Linked DNA regions of Homo sapiens: all the other regions are linked to region 3. A link is a loop called in an ENCODE intact Hi-C map of the cell type or tissue named here. Cell type or tissue: ascending aorta. All regions are shown on one strand. Each heading gives the region's core, and the rest is flanking DNA. Links, peaks and the distances in the headings are about the cores only. Region 1 overlaps MBNL2 (muscleblind like splicing regulator 2). Region 2 overlaps FARP1 (FERM, ARH/RhoGEF and pleckstrin domain protein 1). Region 3 overlaps IPO5 (importin 5).

Region 1 (6,590 bases), core at 479-5,478, 700 kb after region 3:
CAAAATTATCCCAAAGGACAACTCAGTCTCTTTAACACCCAAGAATAGGCTAGGGTCACTATTTTGTAAACTAACAGCTCTATAATTTCTCAAGTCATATGTCAAGAGCATTGATAAACAATTTTCTTAACTGTTTGGTAACCTTGCTGAAGTCTTGCAGAGATGTAAACACTGAGCTCTTTTAACCTATGTGCCTTACTTATTGCTCCTGAAAACAATATTATTATGCCTGTAGGAACGCCCTAGACAATCTCAGATTCATAATGTTAGGGCTGAATACACCCCCCAGCATTAGCGGTTAACTCATGCCACTTCTAGATCTTTCATTAAATTCTCTCCATCCTCCTAACTCCACCCAACTCAGTATATGACTCAGATGCCTTGAATCTCCAAAAACATTTCTTGAAACAGTCTGTTGGAAACCAGCTTTCTTCTATGGACTCCATAGAAATGTTTTTGCTGTCTGTTCCTCCCACAAGGCATGTGTCCCCTTCTTGCATTGTAGATACTTGCTGATATGCTGAATTGTCCCTGCCAGACAGTAAGCTCATCAAAGGTGCCATCTGAATCACTTTAGTTTCTTTTGTCATATAACTCACATGAAGTAGATTCTCAAGTATTGAGTATTGAGCGTGTACTTAATAATTTCTGTTAGCCATGACACATTTTCAGAAAAGCGTTTTAGGAAGTACTCGGTCAAAGGAAAAAAAAAAAAGCCATAAGAATAGAAAACTCTTCAAGAGCTAAGCCAGAATAACTGGCACTTAAAAGTGACACATTCAATTTCTTCACCTTTATATAACCTCCAGAAGATCAAATGTTGATAAAATATTTATCTTCAGTTGTCACAAGCCAGACTTTGATTTAAAACTCTTGGGTACATGAATGTCATGCCAGACCAGAAATACATCATCATGTATTTTTAATTTAAACATGGGTATGTAAAAAATTTATATATGCCTGATATGAAAAAATTTGAGTGAAAAATCTCCCAACAGTCACCACAAACAAGAAAATAGAATCTAAAAGCAATTTTTAAACTTCTGTAAAAATGCAATGAAAAGCCTTCTGTTTGCAATTCCAATGTGGTATTGAAATGACACATAAAACGCATTCTCTTACCTTTAGGGAATCAAAGCAGGCAATTACTCTTCCATTTTCAACCTGACAACTTTTGGGGGGATGAGCAAATTTGCATTCTTCATCAGAGCGTGAGCATGTTCCTCTTTGAAACTGTCTGCAGACTTCTAATGTCAGCCATTTTGTATCTCTGACTGGGGCAACGTTCAAAGCCATGGTGATAAAGTAATTTGGGCTGTTTGTTTCTGTTAAATGATGAAATCAATCCAAGTTCTAATGATTCCAAAACTACTGTTGTGAAAACTCCCACATGTAAGTCTGAAGGTGAGTGATAAATTGCTTAGTGAAGTCCAATCCAAGGAACAGGATGATGAGAGAGTGTATGGACAGGCAATCACTCATCAATCAATATGTCCCACTTAAAGATGGTAGGCCGCAATAAAAGCATGCTCAGTGTCATCTCTGGCTTTCAACGTCCGAGTCTCTTGACTGTTTTGCAGATACAGCTGTTATTAATAAAGTGACTTCAATATCATGGCACTCCTTGGGAGAATATTTAATGCTGACGCTCACAGCTATTGACGATGTTGGAAAATAAGACACTCAGATGTTCATATTTTAGCAGGATGTTTTTCTTTCCCCTTTTTAAATTCTGAAATTAAGCAATTGGCAAAGTCAGACAACTGAGGTATCTTCATCCACTCATAAGGTCAGGGTAAAGTGTACTTGACAGAAGAGTGGGATGTGAATACAAAGAAAGCTCCCAAGCTGCAGTTTTCCAGCAAAAGTGACTTCACACAGGCACTTTTAAATGATAAACCTGCAAAACAGAAATGAAATATTAACCTTTACACAAACTCAATGGAATCACCACTTCAACGAACTATTGAACTCTTATCTAGAATTTGCAAAAGCACAGTTTAGAGCTTTGAGCTTTGAGTATAGTGAGAAAAGTTATGCATTAAATAAAAAAAAGAATATGCAACGGAAACCGTATTGCAGAATTGTCTAGGCAGCAGTCCAAAAGTTAGGAATGACTCAAACAGATGAGTGTGGCAGACACAATAATTAGGCCTTCTGAAACAATCCCATCTAATGTGCTTAATCGCCAAAACAGTGTATTAGGACTGTGGCTTCCAATTAATTTCACATTTAGGCCATTGATTTTATTGTTGGGAATGCTATAAACAATTATTTGGGATGTGTCCCTCCTATGTAATAAAGATATTGTCATTTTGAATGAAGTGTGGGCTCTTTCTTCTTTATGTTCTTCCTAGTTTACAGAGATGTGGACTTGGAGATGGGTAGGTAGGATCCTCTTGATATTTTTTCTCAGGTATCTTAATACTTCCTCTCCACCATGACTTACCTAATGTTTATCTTCCTATTTACACTGCAACATTCACAGGGCAAAGACTATTCTTTGTAGTTTTCATTTCTGTATTCCCAGTGCCTTAGTCTACGGCGTATATTAGACCCTCAAGAAATATTTATTGACCAATTTAACTGATGACTAAGTGCAGGAATGTAAATTAGTTTTAGTTGAGTTCAGTTTAGTTTTTAACTGAGTCATAATCTAAAAACGCTCTGTAGTATGGAATGCTGGAGTTAAAACACATGGCTACAACAAAAATATAGTCAGTAAGTTCAGATGTCTAAAATAAGCACCTTCAGTTTCTTTTAACTTTTTCAAGGGTTATGAAATCATTAAACATTAAATTCCAGTTACTGGGACAAGCATGAATAAAGGACTAAAGTCCAGAAGTTGATTATTTTCATAAATAGGATATGCCACAAATGACCTTACATACCTGCTGAGCCTTGATGTCTTTCTAAAAAATTTATACCTAAGAAGAACTTAATGAAGACTGGAAGTAGATTATTTTAAATTGGCAGGTAACAAATAAGTTCAGAGAGCAATAATTTTTTTTTTTTTGAAATGGAGTCTTTCTCTGTCACCCACACTGGACCCTGTCACCCAGGCTAGAGTGCAGTAGCATGAACTCGGCTCACTGCAACCTCTGCCTCCTGGGTTCAAGCAGTTCTTGTGCCTCAGCCTCCTGAGTAGCTGAGACTACAGGTGTCTGACACCACGCCTGGCTAATTTTTGTATTTTTAGTAGAGACAGGGTTTCATGGTTTCACCATGTTGACCAGGCTGGTTTCGAACTCTTGACCTCAGGTGATCTGCCCACCTCAACCTTCCAAAGTGCTGGGATTACAGGCGTGAGCCACCGTGCCCGGCCCAATAATTTTTAAGTGGTTCACAAGTGTTCCCTTAAAAAGTATGACCCCAAATCAATTAAGTTTATTTAACTCTGGGTAAATCAAGCCAGACGAGCTTCCTTGCATTAGGGCTTTTTAAGTTTTTTAATTTTTTTTCTTTTTTTTGAGACGGAGTTTCACTCTTGTTGCCCAGGCTGGAGTGCAGTGGTGTGATCTTGGGTCACTGCAACCTCTGCCTCCTGAGTTCAAGTGATTCTCCTGCCTCAGCTTCCCGAGTAGCTGGGATTACTGGTGCCCACCACCATGCCCAGATAATTTTTGTATTTTTAGTAGAGGTGGGGTTTCACCATCTTGGCCAGGCTGTTTTCAAACTCCTCACCTCAGGTGATCCACCCATCTTGGCCTCCCAAAATGTTGAGACAACAGACGTGAGCCACCGCGTCCGGCCTGCAATAGGGCTTTTCTTGGCTGCTGTGTCTGATGGGTCCCTTATAAGGGAGAAGCCTCAATGGTGTCTCAAGCTTATCTGATGATGGAACATTTATTTAAGCAGGACATCTCTTGGGACTGGTGGGAATTGCTACTTCATCCCAATAATTCTTTTACATTTTAATAAAAGTGTTTGCATGAGTTATAATTGCATGCACATTTAAGGAAGTTGGCAATCTTGAAAGCTATGACACATAGCAAACTTCAATTATAAAATATTTGAGGGGTCCAGGCAGGCTCCTGCATGTCTGTTTGGCAACGCTGCATTCACAGAAGCTAATATCAGCTAGCCTAAGCTAGGGAGCTTAAGAAGATGAGTTTAATAACCAAATTTAATATGGGTTGGGTTTCATAGACCAGCCTGGACTTGTATCTTTATTACCTCAACCTGCACCTCTAGCTCCCATGGAGAACAAAGGATGAGGAAAGCAAAGGACAAGGACATATTTCTGCCTGCATCAAGGGAGATGAGGCACCAATGACAAGGATATTTCAAATGATGGGCTGAACACACTTAGTGTTTGAAAAATATTACGTAGAGTCCCCAAGTCCTCAGTACCAGGACCCAAGGTAGATGCTCAACCTCAAAGGCAGCAGAGTCTCTCCCAAGGGCTCCCATGGAGGAAAAGAAAGAGGTAAACATAGGTACTGTTGCATAGATGGCAAGAATAATTACTCAGATGTTCCTAAAAGTTCTCCAGGAGCTATGCTTCCAATGCAGTTCAGTGAATGCTGTACATTTTTATTCATACTTATAGGTAAGAAGCCTTTTTCATTCCCCCTGGAAGAAATATATATTTTTTCCCCCTGGGAGAATTTCCATTTCAACTTACTATGAAAATCCCACCAGAATTCAGATGATCAGACTCTACCAAGATACACTTGCTTAAAATTAAGTATTTATTTGAATTGACAAAAACTGTATAGGATTATTATATACAAATGATATTTTGAAATACGTATGCATTGTAGAATAGCTAAATTGAGCTAATTAACATATGCATACTTAGCATTTTTTAGTTGTGAGAACACTTAGAACCTCTAAGTGAGATCACACCCTATTTGTCTTTAAGATAAACTTGCTTTTAAAAGCAGGGATGGCCTGCCTTACACCTTATACAAAAATTAACTCAAGATGGATTAAAGACTTAAATTTAAAACCCAAACCATAAAAAACCCTAGAAGAAAACCTAGGCAATACCATTCAGGACATAGGCATGCAGAAAGACTTCATGACCAAAAGCAATTGCAACAAAAGCCAAAATTGATAAATGGGATCTAATTAAACTAAAGAGCTTCTGCACAGCGAAAGAAACTATCATTAGAGTGAACGGGCAACCTACAGAATGGGAGAAAATTTTTGCAACCCACCCATTTGACAAAGGTCTAATATCCAGAATTTACAAGGAACTTAAACAAATTTACAAGAAAAAAACAAACAATCCCATCAAAAACTGATATGAACATACAAAGGATATGAAAAGGGCAATGGATATGAACAGACACTTCTCAAAAGAAGACATTTACGCAGCCAACAAACATGAAAAAAAACTCAACATCACTGATCATCAGAGAAATGCAAATCAAAACCACAATGAGATACCATCTCATGCCAGTCAGAATGGTGATTATTAAAAAGTCAGGAAACAATAGATGCTGGCGAGGCTGTGGAGAAATAGGAATGCTTTTATACTGTTGGTGGGAATGTAAATTAGTTCAACCATTGTGGAAGACAGTATGGTGATTCCTCAAGGATCTAGAACCAGAAACACCATTTGACCCAAAAATCTCATTACTGGGTATATATACCCAAAGGAATATAAATCATTCTACTGTAAAGACACATGCACACCTATGTTTATTGCAGCACTATTTACAATAGCAAAGACATGAAATCAACCCAAATGCCCATCAATAATAGGCTGGATAAAGAAAATGTGGTACATATACAACATGGAATACTATGCAGCGGAATGAGATCATGTCCTTTGCAGGGACATGGATAAAGCTGGAAGCTATCATCCTCATTAAACTAACACAGGAACAGAAAACCAAATACGGCATGTTCTCACTCATAAGTAGAAGTTAAACACTGAGAACACATGGACACAGAGAGGGGAACATCACATACGAGAGCCTGCTGGGGGTTTACGGGGTGAGGGGAGGGAACTTAGAGGACAGGTCAATAGGTGCAGCAAACCACCGTGGCACACGTATACCTATGTGACACACCTGCACATTCTGCACATGTATCCTGTTTTTTTTTGTTTTGTTTTTTGTTTGTTTTTTTTTAGAAATAAATAAATAAATAAATCTTAAAAAGTGGAGTAGGCTGGGTGCAGTGGCTCACGCCTGTCATCCTAGCACTTTGGGAGGCCAAGATGGGCAGATCACTTGAGGCCAGGAGTTTGATACCAGCCTGGCCAACATGGCGAAACCCTGTCTCTACTAAAAATACAAAAATTAGCCTGGCACACGCCTGTAATCCCAGCTACTTGGGAGGCTGAGGCATGAGAATTGCTTGAACCTAGGAGGTGGAGATTGCAGTGAGCTCGCGCCACTGCACTCCAGCCTGGGCAACACAGAGAGCCTCTGTCTCAAAAAAAAAAAACAAAAAAAAAAAAACAAAAAAGAGCAGGTGTACCCAAGCTTTCTGATGGCCAGAGTCACTTGTACAGCAAAGATGTTTCAGAAGGAAAGAGGTGTGCATTATATCACAGGTACAACATACTGTTATCATAGCCTCTCATGAATCCACTCTTTCTCCCAGCTTGTTCTCTGTTCCTTTCCAAAAAG
Region 2 (6,590 bases), core at 929-5,928, 470 kb before region 3:
TCACCCCGATGGCTGCCAAAACCACGGTGGCCATGGCTTAGACTTCCTGCCAGTTTTGCTCCAAACATGTTGTTTCAGTGGATGGCTGTAGGAAAAATGAGAGCCGCCTCTCCTCTGAAGCATTTTCAGAGCCTTTCTGTCTCAGCTGGAATTAATGTTTGGATTCTTTTGTGTGACATCAACTCATCCCGTGATTTAGTCATTTGTATTTCTTGATAGTTGAGTCTTAGGCTCCGTGGCTAATGTGTGCTTTTGGGAGGACCTTATGTAACCATTTGTTCTCTGGGAGAGATGCCAAGTATTTCAAATGCCTGAAAAGAGGAGCTCTAGATTGGAACGTTTGAGATAAGCCTGGTCAAAGACATCCTCAGCCATCTCTCCTGGACCTGTGATTTGGAGTCTGTTGTAAAATGGTTGAGGGAATTGTGGTCATGAGGGGACCCCGTTCTCACCCTTTGTTGTCTTCTGAAGACAATCTTGTAGAATTTTTGGAAGACACAGAAATTACCCATGATCCCACCACTGTAGCCCAAATCTCATCAGCATCTTTGGGTGCATTGCCTTCTGTTGTCATACCAGGTCATAAACTTACTGAATTCTCTTATCTACCTTATAGTGCAAAGAAGATTTTTTAGAATTTCTATAGTACTTAATTTAGGATACAGAAGTTGTTCATGTAAATATACTTATATAGTGCACATATACAGGCTGAATATCCCAAATCCCCAATCTGAAACTTTTGAGCGCCAGCATGGGGCTCAAAGGAACTGCTCTCTGGGGCATGTCAGATTTCGGATTTGGGGCTGCACACTGGTAAGTATAATGCGGATATTCCCAGATCCAAAGCCAGAAGCATTTCAGATAAGGGATGCCCAATCTGTAATTTTGTATGTACTTTTAAACTTGTACATATTTTTAATATTGCTTTAATATATATATGTAAATACAGATAATTACCATTTTTAGTCTGTTATTTCAGTTTGTATAATTTACTTAACTGATTCTGTACTGTTGGGCATCAGAGTTGTTTCCAAATTAGTGTAATTACGAAAATCCCGAGAGACATCTTTGTGCAGACACGTTGTTCCTGCTTTGGACCATATTTCGGAAGCAGTTCTAGGAAATAGATTCTTGGACTGCATCACTATTTTTATGGCCAAAATGGGTTTCCTGCCCTCACATCGGGAATGCATATGCATCCCTGGAATCTTACTGTGTCATCATGTATGGATCAATGTTCACTTTTTGACAATTGATCGTAAGTAAAAGGGATATGATTTCCCGTTTTATTCACATCTCTCCAGGGAGGCTGAACCCATTCTTGGTTTTTGGTGACATGCTCTGGAGTTTTTGTGTAAGAATCATGATCTTCTCAGTCTTTATATGCATTCTTTTAAAATTAGACTTACACATTGATATTTGCTCCACTTATTTTTGTATGACTTGGAATTTCTTATGAAAACTAAGATTTTGGTTACTATATGAATTTTTGCACAGGGATGAGAAATGACATGTGTTGACTTCTCTCTCTCTCTTTTTCCCTAGATACTCTCTAAGTGGTGGAGGAACTTCATCCCACTGAAATTCCTTTGGCATTTGGGGTTTTGTTTTTCCTTTTTTCCTTCTTCATCCTCCTCCTTTTTTAAAAGTCAACGAGAGCCTTCGCTGACTCCACCGAAGAGGTGCGCCACTGGGAGCCACCCCAGCGCCAGGCGCCCGTCCAGGGACACACACAGTCTTCACTGTGCTGCAGCCAGATGAAGTCTCTCAGATGGGTGGGGAGGGTCAGCTCCTTCCAGCGATCATTTTATTTTATTTTATTACTTTTGTTTTTAATTTTAACCATAGTGCACATATTCCAGGAAAGTGTCTTTAAAAACAAAAACAAACCCTGAAATGTATATTTGGGATTATGATAAGGCAACTAAAGACATGAAACCTCAGGTATCCTGCTTTAAGTTGATAACTCCCTCTGGGAGCTGGAGAATCGCTCTGGTGGATGGGTGTACAGATTTGTATATAATGTCATTTTTACGGAAACCCTTTCGGCGTGCATAAGGAATCACTGTGTACAAACTGGCCAAGTGCTTCTGTAGATAACGTCAGTGGAGTAAATATTCGACAGGCCATAACTTGAGTCTATTGCCTTGCCTTTATTACATGTACATTTTGAATTCTGTGACCAGTGATTTGGGTTTTATTTTGTATTTGCAGGGTTTGTCATTAATAATTAATGCCCCTCTCTTACAGAACACTCCTATTTGTACCTCAACAAATGCAAATTTTCCCCGTTTGCCCTACGCCCCTTTTGGTACACCTAGAGGTTGATTTCCTTTTTCATCGATGGTACTATTTCTTAGTGTTTTAAATTGGAACATATCTTGCCTCATGAAGCTTTAAATTATAATTTTCAGTTTCTCCCCATGAAGCGCTCTCGTCTGACATTTGTTTGGAATCGTGCCACTGCTGGTCTGCGCCAGATGTACCGTCCTTTCCAATACGATTTTCTGTTGCACCTTGTAGTGGATTCTGCATATCATCTTTCCCACCTAAAAATGTCTGAATGCTTACACAAATAAATTTTATAACACGCTTATTTTGCATACTCCTTGAAATGTGACTCTTCAGAGGACAGGGCACCTGCTGTGTATGTGTGGCCGTGCGTGTGTACTCGTGGCTGTGTGTGTGTGATGAGACACTTTGGAAGACTCCAGGGAGAAGTCCCCAGGCCTGGAGCTGCCGAGTGCCCAGGTCAGCGCCCTGGACTGCTTGCGCACTTGCTCACCGAGATGATGCAGTTGGAGGTTGCTGATCTGTGCGATTGCTGTAGCGGTTGCCGGGGACCTTAAGAGTTATTTTGCTTCTCTGGAAGGGGCCTATGCTTGCTAGGCAGGCAGCCAGTGTGTCTGTTTTTCTTGGTTTGCTGTGGGACCTTGCTTGGCGAGGGGGAAAATCTCTGGGTTTCTGGAGTGGGAGGGTTCGTGCAGCAGCTGTTGACTGGTACATGAAGCATTCTTTTATGTTTGTTGAAGCTGATGATTGACATCTCCCGTGGGTGTGCCAGTTCTTGTGGAGTTAAGACAGGATTTTTGGAAGCAAGGAAGTTAGTGGGTGAGCTTGGGGATGTAGCTCAGCTATCTGCTGGTCTAGTGGCCTCTAAGCTATAGGGAGGGGACAGAGCCCTGAGCTACAGATGCTTGAGTGGGTTATTGTGTCGGTTTGCTAGTGCAGTCTGGTTTTTAAGCTCTAAAATTGAGGTATTTTATTAGAAGTGGATTTGGGTTGAACTCTTAATTTGTATAAGGGATATATTTTGGTTGGGGAAATAGAACTGAGTTGCTAATTCTTATTGTACTCATTACTCCATACAAGAATGTTATGTTGAATAATAAAATTGGAGAAGATTTCATTTTGTGTTTCCAGGGAGTATTCTGTGTGGGGAACTGTTTCCTTACGTGAGGCCGGCGGCATAAGTCAAAGATGAGTTTTGTCCTTGCGAATCACACAGATTGAGTCTGTGTTCCCCAGGGTGTGCCGTTACCTGATTTTTAAGTGAGCCAGGGCGGACAGCAGCTTTTCTGATTTACAGAGTTCTTCAGATTTACAAATGGACAATGACATCACAGTTTTTAGCACTGAAGCCAGTCTCATGCTAGTAACAGTGGGTGAGCCGCTCGAGGGACTGGGTTCTAATGAATACTGGTATGAACGGGGAGTCTCTGCAGTCGCCAGACAAATCATACTCAGCCCCTTCCCCCGTAGAGCAACAAGTGGTTCTTTTAGAGTTGACTGGCAGCATTTCCTGTCGGGGGAGGTGGGGTTTGATGGAGTTAGAAAGCTCGCCTCTGTGTACATTCTCTCCTGGGCTGTTACTTTCTGTAGACGCACAAAATCAGCCCCAATGTTTTTAAGGGCATCTTAGCCAAGGAAGCTGGCTTTTGTGTCGCCACTTCCAGGCCTGCATTAAGAGAGAGCCCAGGCACCAGGGCTACCACTGGAACCTGCCTCAGCGTCAACTGCTGCTGGTCTGTAGCCAGGCCCAGCCTTTGAGACGGGTTTACTGTCACCAGTAGCCTCTCAGTGCCAGCCCTGAGCTGCTCCTGGCTCAGCTGCCCAGAGCCTGCAGCCTGGGGAGGTACTCAGCCTCTGGGAGACGAGGGCCGTGGACTGGGTGGCTGGTAGCTCCTGCGTTTTTGAGCTGTGTCCTGGCTGGCTGCTGCCAATGAGGTGGACACCAGTGTGGTTTGGGGTGCACTGGCCACTTCTTGCTGGGTTCTGATTTTCTTGGAAGTGCATCTGCCTTCCTTATCCAATAGTTTTATCCCTGCATTGCTCTTGTGAAGTGGCTGGTTTGGTTCTGTATGTAGCATTTTGTACCTTTCCTCTGGCAAAACACTGTCAGTTTATAAACATTTTTTATATTTCCCTCCTTTAAAAACAGCTTGTGTATTTCTGCTATAAAATGTGTCAGCAAAGGCAGAGTGACCTAATAGGGCATGTTCTTAAGCACAGGGACTGTATCATGCAGGGGCCAATAAAGCTCAAGAAAACGAGTATCTGCATCATTGTGTGTCTCATGTGTAGTGTGTCTCAAACTCCACTCAGATGGACTGTTACCCACACTAGTATTTTCTTGAGGGCACACAGGAAGCAGAGGTGCTGGTCACAGGTCAGAACCACCAGTGTCCAGCAAGTAGTTTGGAATCAATCAATCATTCAGAAATAAATAGCTGAGGAGACTGCCTTGTCCCCAAGTCTCCAGGAATGAGTGAGTGGTGACTTCTGGAGGGAGCCTGATGCTGCTGTGTGGCCCGGAGCTGTTTGTTTGCTCTGCCCCTGCCTGGAGGTGGGGGGAGCATAGGGAACAGTGGGGGGCAGGCCCTCCCTGTGTCACTCTGAACACTGGGGCTTTAGAAACCCTTGCTGGAGTGTCCCCTTCCCCCCTCCCCCCCCACACAGAAAATGAAGACTACAGACAAAGTTGGTTGTTTTGCCTTAAAACATCAATATGCTGGATTGTGGCGTGAGGTATTTTTATTCCCTTTGTTAGTACTGGAAACCGTCTGGTACATCTTGTAAGGCAAATGATTAACACACGGCAGGCTCTTCGTCCGTTTGCAAGTTGCTGTTTGTTTCCAGCTACACCAGTCAGAGCTCCACAGAGAGGGTGCGTTCCTGGTTCTCAGGTGGGCAGGTGCTATGGTGCGGGGCGCTGGAAAGAATGGGGTTGAATTGGCCCTCGCCTCCGCTTGTTTGAGACTCTCGTTAGAAAGGGCTTAGGAAAACCAAGGGAATGGCAGCCACCCCATCACCATCGAGAACAGGCAGACGTTTCCCGAGTAGGGGCCAAAGCCACTGGAAACCGTGTTCCCTGTGCAGTCCGACTGACACTACCCCATGCCTGGGGGGAATGAGTATAAAAAGGGAAATGTTTTTGAAGACAGGCACGATATATACTACTAGAGAATGCGCAGTTTCAAACCACAGTTGCAGGAGGATATAGGAATAACGACAGGTGCCGGGGACTACGTACCATGATTTCATAGTGCTCTGCAGCCAGCAGGCTCACTAAACGCTCATCACGGAACATACCACAAATGGTGCTGATCAATGACACACGGGTTTTCATGCTTGTGACACAGACAGACAGCAAAACACCACGGCTTATTATCTTCCCATTGTGTACACCACTCACAGGACGGTGACAGTCCAGGTATTGCACTGGATCTCGGCTTTGCTTAACAGAAAACAACCCTGCTACGGTTGGAAAGAGTTACCACTTAAAACGATTTGGTCAACTTGCACCAAGAAGTAGGTTGGGAACAGGTGTTTTCAGGTGAGCGTGAAACCCCGCAGTGGAACGCTGTGTGCTGCAAATTGCTTATTAATCAGAGAAGTGAGTCCTACTAACTTCCTATTATTACAAAAGTAGAAAGACTGAAAAAAAAAATGAAATCTGAAAATGATCTCATTTGCTTAAGGCTGCACTGAGTGTATTGCAAACAAACAAACAAACACCGGGAAGTCCACTTCGTAAAATGCAGCAGCCAATAGGTGAAAATAATAAAAGAAAGAACTTTTTTTAGGAAGAAAAACACTTGCCCTGTCTTGTGTTGAACGGATGTGTGTGTACTGTTTTTCAGGGGCAGGGTGGAGGGAAGATGTCATTTGGCACTCTCGTAATGACAATGTTTTAATACTGGCACTAGCTAAAGAACAGCGCCCCCAGCGGATGCCAGGACTGGAGGTGGGAGCGCTGTTCATTCAGACGCTGAGAGGTCGGGGTTAAAAAACGCGGCTGTGGAGACAGGAGAGCTGCTGGGAAGCCATGTTTTTGATTTTCAGACAGGTGTTAATTTTACCAGGCTTCATTAATACAGAAGAAAGGAAACGTCTTCCAGGAAAGCAGCCACTGCGGAAACGAGTGTGTCCGGCCATCAATACACAAGAGACTCTTTGTGACTCAACACGTGGGGTCGCGAGGCAGAGCTGGTGGCACTGCGGATCACTTCCATCCACCTGCAACACGGGAACGCCAGTTAGTCAACCTTTTGTTTGGACGGACTCCTGACACTTTGGTGGGCATCGCT
Region 3 (6,590 bases), core at 1,056-6,055:
CCTCAACAATCAGGTATATTTTTCAATGTTATCCTCTGTCTATTGAAATCTCAACAATGGGCTGGGTGTGGTGGCTCATGCCTGTAATTCCAACACTTTGGGAGATGGGAGGATCACTTGAGGCCAGGAGTTCAAGACCAGCCTGGGCAACACAGCAAGACCCTGTCTCTACAAAAAACACTCAATGAAATTCTCTATTAGAGTCAATGAGGAACAAATTCTGTATGGAGAACCTTAGTAAGAAAATAAAATCCATGCATATGATTAATAAATACTTAAGCTTATGTCATATAAAAATGTCTAGTGATAAATACCATGAATACTGTACTTTGCACTACTTGTCAACTATTTATTCAATGGTTTATTCACGTTATTGTATTCTGAGACTCAGGGACATTCACATACGTTTCTTCAAATGAGAAACATTTTCTATAAAGTTAAAGAGAAATATCCTTACAGATTTTTAAAAATAGAAATAAACTATAAAGCCTACTAAATGGCATATACGACGAAAAAAGTTTTAACTTTTTAGAGTTTTGACGTCTCTTCAATGATTTCAACCAAATATATAACCATATTTGAATACAAAAGTCACCTTAGTCAACAGTTTGGTATTTATGTGTCGACTAAGTATTTTTATTTTGAATGAGTAAATTACAAAGATATTTACTGAGCCCTGGCCAATTTTTCAGTTCATAGAAAATATTTCTATATTTGCTGTATCAGACTTAATGCTAATTTTATTTCATTTGATCTCTTATAAAACGCTTATTTCATTAGGCAAAAAAGAAAGGGGCATTCTATGGCACCAGAGAGCTTCTCTTAACATTTACTTTTTTGGAGGTCAAATTAGAAAATTCTGTATCACAGTACTTAGTTTACATATTAATACATTCTCAGGATATACAAAGAAAGTAAAAACCTAGTATCTGAATGTTTTCACTAGGAATAAAGAGACTAAGAGAATAACAGTACTTATTTCCAATTGTTCTTTATGAGAAAATGTGCTGAATGCTGATAACTATCCCCAAAGTGATGTAAGTGATAAAAGATTTACAACAGGCACCAATTGGAATTCAAGCTAAACCAGACACTGGTATTTAGTTCAATAGAAGAGAGATTCCCCACTAGGCTTGACAATAGAGACTTAAGCAACTGGAGGGAACAGAGAGAATTAAACTAGCTTACTAATTACAATGCTGTTCTGCTTTGTAACACATGAAAATTTCTATTATTTTCATGCTGGGATTAAAAAGTTATTTTGGCGAAAAATTATCTCAAGAGTTACCAGAAAGCATTAATTTTTTTTTTTAAAGCATCATCATATCCCCAAGGCAAACTGGTGCAATACATGCATATCACTTCTAGGAACAAATGCTACTTTTCAGTATTCTACAAGCAAACCTGGCAAAGTATGCAAAGATAGGTATACATGTACTCCTGCGCATAGTACTATTTTTAAAAGAGCAGGTCACTGGAAACCGCAATATCCATTTCATAGAGGGTTGCTTATATAAATATCTATCCATATGATGTATAATCTATAGCTGACCAAAACCTCACTTATGAGGCAATGTGAAATATAGAGTGAAAAATTCAAGTTGCAAAATAGTGTAAATAGTATTATAAGCCCATTAAGTAAAAAATGAATGTGTATGTTAAATTTTCAGCGAAGATTCACGACACAAGCGGTCACCTTTGGGAAACGGGATAAGAAACGATTCACTGTTTGAATTTTTACCCTGAACATGTATTACATGTATAATAAATAAAAACTTAATGAAGTGAATAGTAGAAAATGCTTTTTCACATAGAACCGAATTTTGGGTGTGTTTACTTCACTTAATATAAAACCCCTAAGTGTAACCAGCATATCCACCATCTATTCAAAACAACGATTACCACCGTCGTTTCAAAGACACCTGGAAAAGTCTTCAGGCCTGAGTTCAGAAGAGGACTTGCAGTCAATTTCATTGGCTATATGTAAAATTAATTTTTGTTATTTAAAAATATCTGGCTGAACATCCTTCACTTAATCTTATGAAACTCTACAATCGCATGGTTGCAAAAACCCCATATATAACCAAGTTTGGCGGTCAGCTAAGAAACTGGAAAGTTTCTCCCTCCCCTGGAAGTATCCCACAAGAATCGTGGTCTCAACGCTGAAAATGTAACATCAGTCTTCTAGTGAACTTGGTAAATGAGCTTACAGATATATTTAAAATACTGTCACTTGAAAGTCTCTCCACATTTTGGAGGCCAGGAACAAGAGGTGGTTTGAAAAAAAGAGATTACGGTTAGATTTAATGAAGTTGAAGACTTAAACATATGGTACTGGCCCAGTTAAACAACGGAAGTCCCACTACATCCCATTTATCCCACGATTCTCTAGAGAGCAAAGAAAATTTGTCTGAAGAGCAGAGTAAGTGTATTATAAGCCCAGAGTAAGGTGGAAACTGCATAGAAAGAAACCCTAAAGGCAACTTCACAAAACTGGAGGTGGGAGGGGGTAGGGAAATCTGGCTTCTGATGTTAGGAACTAGAATGAGAAAGAACTAAATGGAAAAAGGCAGTAGGGACAAGGCAGGGCACATATTTAAAAAGAGAGGGACAGACGGTGTGGGAGATGAGCAGGGGTAGAAGCAGGCGTGACGGGTCAGGTAGCAGCCAGGGTTTGGGAGACCCACAGCGCTAGGCTGGGTGGAGACAGCGGCTGGAAGGGCAGTGGGGGCTCCCACTGGGAGAAAGCGGGAAAGGGGCAAGCGGGGAGCTGGGAAGCGGGGTGGCCAGCGAAGTTGGGGCCCCGGGCCCGCCCGGCACCCCACACCTGGACGGGGGCGCGTCGGGAGCGGCCGCACGTGGGTGCGAGCGGCGGCGGGGAGGTAACTGGTGCCAGGCGCCGCGGCAGCAATGGCCGGAAAAGCCCGGGGGCACGACCGGGAGCCGCGGGCCGCCTCACACGTGGGCTGCGCGGCCGCCGCCCGCCGGGCCCAGCCTGCGCGGCCGCCGCGGACCGGCCGAGGCCCGGTGCGGCTGGCGTCGGTAAAGGGTCGGCGCGCCGGCCAGGGCGCGAAGACTGGGGCGGCGAACTCGGTTACCTCTGCCTGTTTCCGGACCACATTGTCGGGGCTGAGCAGGTTTCCCAGGAGCAGGTAGAACTGTTGCTGCTCCGCCGCGGCCGCCGCCATTGCGCTAGGCGTGAGAGAGAAGGAGGGAGGGGAGACAGGAGCCGTGAGGCGCGCTCGCGGGCCGCGGGAGGGGCGGGGGCGGGCCCAGCGCGGGGACCGGCACCAGCGGCGGCGCGGGGCTTGCGGGGGGCCGCGCGGGAAGGGCGGGGCAAAGGGGAAAGGGGAGGACGGGGCGGGGCCTCGCGGCCTCTCACCCCGCCGCGGCCGCCGGCGCCGGCGCCTCACTGGCCTTGGGCGCAGGGGGGCGGGGCCGAGGACGCCTCCTCGGGGGCCGCGCTGATTGGCCACGCACCCTGCGGTGCCGTCAGTGGCCGCGCATCGGGGGCCGCCGGCTGTACGCCGGTTGGGTAGGCTGGCGGCTTCGCAGCCGGGCCAGGGCTGGGATCGGGGTCGGGGTCGGGGTTGAGGTCGAGGTCGAGGCCTGGGCTGGGGCCAGGGCTGCGTCGCGGGGACAGCGGGAGGAGCCGGCCGGCGGGCCCGGCCGCGGCAAGGGGCCTGAGGCCTGGCCGGGGAGGAGGGGCCAGCTGCTGAGCGCGGGAGATTTCGGCGCCGCGGGCTGGTCGGCCTCCTTCTAGCGACCCCCGGCCCCTCCCCGTGGCCGCTGGAGCAGGCCCCACCCCTTTGGTCCCTCGCTCCCTGGGATCCAGCCCTTCACCCACCCCCAGGAAGGCAGTCCCTTTAGACCCACTTCCTACGTACCTTCTACTCACGGACTTCTCGCTTTCAGACCCTCCGACCTCCCCCAGGGCTGTGGACTCAGGGCGCCCCTTCCTCCCGTCGCGCTCTCCAGTGACTCACGCCTGGGGCTTGCCCGGAAGAGGGGTTACTCAGCCCGGGGCTGTCCCGCCAGGCCGCCCGTCCCCAGCCCGCGGTCGTCTTCGGATGTACACGTAGCAAACATGCCCCCACCCCAGGATCTGTGACTGTTCCCTTGAATCCCTTGTTTAGGGATTCTGTTCTCGCAATGATTGGGGAACGTCAAGAGAGACACCTTTCTTCCTAAAGGAGCCCTGGTTTACAGGGCTGATTATCTCAATCTCAGTCTAGGAACCTAGAGGCGTAATTTCAATTTCAGCATTCTAATGCGCAGATAATACACGCGATGTTCTTTAACTCCTGGGGCTGCCAAAGGCAGAGAGCAGTGTACAAATCAGAGGGTACTTTTGTTGAGACCCTGTTGTATCCAATACATTGGGCTAAGGGTGTCAGTGGAAGCCTTGCTCTGTCGCCTAGGCTGGAGTGCAGTGGCGCGATCTCGGTTTAGTGCAACCTCTGCCTCCCGGGTTCAAACAATTCTCATGCCTCAGCCTCCCAAATACCTGGGATTACAGGCATGTTCCACCATGCCCAGCTAACTTTTTTGTATTTTTAGTAGAAACGGGGTTTCACCAAGTTGGCCCAGTTGGTCTCGAACTCCTGACCTCAGGCGATACCAGCCCCCCCCGCCCTCCCCCCGCCTCGGCCTCCCAAAGTGCTAGGATTACAGGCATGAGCCACTGCGCCCAGCTACAAAAACAATTCATTTCTGCCCCAAAGGGACACTACATCTCTAGTGAGGAGGTTTCATACTGGGTGAGATGGAAGAGTAGTTCTACACCGCTGGCAGTACATAGTATTTAACTTAGGGAATTTAATTTCCTGTTGGCTATTCTGCTGCAGTTCTGCTCTTTGAAAGTCAAAACATTTGCTCTTTGGTGAATGATTTTAAATCTTGGCCACTGTGTTTAGAATCTGGGCTGAGCCCTGGGATCCACGTGCAATTGGGATGGCCAGCCAAGATTTTTTTCTAAAGGATTCTAATTGGTTCCTAGAGAAAATTCTCTTAGAAAGTTTTGGGCCATGACAATGATGGGTTCTCTACAGGAGGTCTGCAGACCTATCTTTGTTGAATTTATATTTCTTAGATGTGACAAGTTTTCATTCTTATGCCACGTTATTTCTTCTAGACAAACCACTATGCACATTACTTTGGGGCAGCTTTTTTTTGTTTGATTTTGATTTTTTTTTTTTTTTGTGGGTCGTTGGGGTATCTGGATTCTGAGGAGGTTTCATCATCAGCCAAGGTTATTAAGGTTTTAAGAATTACAGGCCGGGCAAGGTGGCTCACGCCTGTAATCCCAGCACTTTGGGGGGCCGAGGTGGGCGGATCACCTGAGGTCAGGAGTTCGAGACGAGCCTGGCCAACATGGTGAAAGCCCGTCTTTACTAAAAATACAAAAATTAGCCAGGTGTGGTGGTGGTGGGCGCCTGTAATCCCAGCTACTCGGGAGGCTGAGGCAGGAGAATCACTTGAACCTGGGAGGTGGAGGTTACAGTGAGCCGAGATCGTGCCATTGCACTCCAGCCTGGGTGATAGAGCAAGACTCCGTCTCAAAAAAAAAAAAAAAGAATTTCAGACAAAAACAACTCATTCAAATGACTAGGTTAACAGTGAAATATGATAAATTGCTTAGAGGCTGCTTAGGGCATGGCCCGATCTCCAGTTACTTTTTAACACCTGTTGCGATATGTGTTTCTATTGGCAATGAGTCTGTAGGTTACATATATTTGCTTAATAGTTACTAAATAATAGAAATTCCAATCAAGTTTGCAGATATTTGTTACTATTATTATTATTGTTATTATTATTATTTTGAGACAGAGTCTCACTCTGTTGCCCAGGGTGGAGAGCAGTGGTGTGATCTCACTGCAGCCGCCACTTCTTGGGCTCCAGCGATCCTCCCACCTCAGCCCTTCCAACTAGCTGGTCTGCAGGCACAAGCCACCACACCTGGCTAATGTTTCCAGTTTTGGTAGAGATGGGGTCTTCCTGTTACCCAGGCTGGTCTCAAACTCCTGAGTTCGGGCGATCCTCCCACTTTGGCCTCCCAAAGTGCTAGGATTACAGGCCTCCGCCACCACACCCGGCTAGGAGCTTGTTTTTTAACGAGGCAAAGCGTAAACCTAAGATTATTTCAGGCAGGCTAAAAACAAAACAATTTTGTATTAGTGGTGACATCAACTGCTAGAACACGAAATCACAGCCCAGCCTTATTTTAACATTTTAAATATCCAATCAAAAGGGAAGGAGAAGAATTTTAAGGTTAATGAATGAAGAGACCACCCCGCCACCCAAAATGGGAGAAATTCCAGTAAACTTGGGGTAGATAGCAGATGTCCTGACAATGGAGACTGGTTCTGGTGTCCAGAAAACCTCCTAAGTGGGGACTGTATTTTCGGTAGCAGGCTTGCCATTTTGAAGAGTTTATAATGCTCAGCCTTCTGGGAAGTTTACTGCACTTAGAAGCCCATTTCCCATAGACAGTGTCCTTATTGTTTATAAGAGTATCATTTTCTTATAAGAAAATAACTCAGGGGCTGGGTGCAGTGGCTCACGCCTGTAATCCTAGCACTTTGGGAGGC

The links. A loop is a pair of places that touch in the nucleus more often than their neighbours do. Peaks named below come from ENCODE experiments on the same cell type or tissue, not always from the same donor. Only the 100,000 strongest peaks of a DNase experiment are listed, where the experiment ranks them.
Region 1: a loop joins it to region 3, with 4 times the contacts of the local background. A loop is called at or near these places in 2 of 110 quality-filtered maps.
Region 2: a loop joins it to region 3, with 4 times the contacts of the local background. A loop is called at or near these places in 3 of 110 quality-filtered maps.

Annotation. Positions count from the first base shown.
Region 1 is chr13:97,270,942-97,277,531 of GRCh38, reverse strand. It overlaps MBNL2 (muscleblind like splicing regulator 2), which reads right to left. Exons shown (of 9, transcript NM_001382683.1): 2 at 1,123-1,900. The coding sequence starts at 1,296. All of the region lies in intron 3 of LOC101927385 (a long non-coding RNA gene), which reads left to right. Among named protein-coding and RNA genes, the nearest start is that of MBNL2, 52 kb to the right of the region's middle. In ascending aorta, for the core only: no CTCF peak of the experiment used is centred there; no DNase peak of the experiment used is centred there; H3K4me3 peaks cover 1,081 bases; H3K27ac peaks cover 4,620 bases.
Region 2 is chr13:98,448,165-98,454,754 of GRCh38, reverse strand. FARP1 (FERM, ARH/RhoGEF and pleckstrin domain protein 1) reads right to left here. Exons shown (of 27, transcript NM_005766.4): 27 at 1-6,519. The coding sequence ends at 6,438. It overlaps STK24 (serine/threonine kinase 24), which reads left to right. Exons shown (of 11, transcript NM_001032296.4): 11 at 1,546-6,590. The coding sequence ends at 1,582. Among named protein-coding and RNA genes, the nearest start is that of FARP1-AS1, 16 kb to the right of the region's middle. In ascending aorta, for the core only: no CTCF peak of the experiment used is centred there; DNase peaks (open chromatin) are centred at 2,864 and 4,051; H3K27ac peaks cover 1,650 bases.
Region 3 is chr13:97,973,295-97,979,884 of GRCh38, reverse strand. IPO5 (importin 5) reads right to left here. Exons shown (of 29, transcript NM_002271.6): 4 at 3,099-3,192. The coding sequence starts at 3,188. Among named protein-coding and RNA genes, the nearest start is that of IPO5, 23 kb to the right of the region's middle. RefSeq lists silencers at 2,688-3,037, 3,218-3,947. In ascending aorta, for the core only: no CTCF peak of the experiment used is centred there; DNase peaks (open chromatin) are centred at 3,364 and 3,984; H3K4me3 peaks cover 3,715 bases; H3K27ac peaks cover 2,553 bases.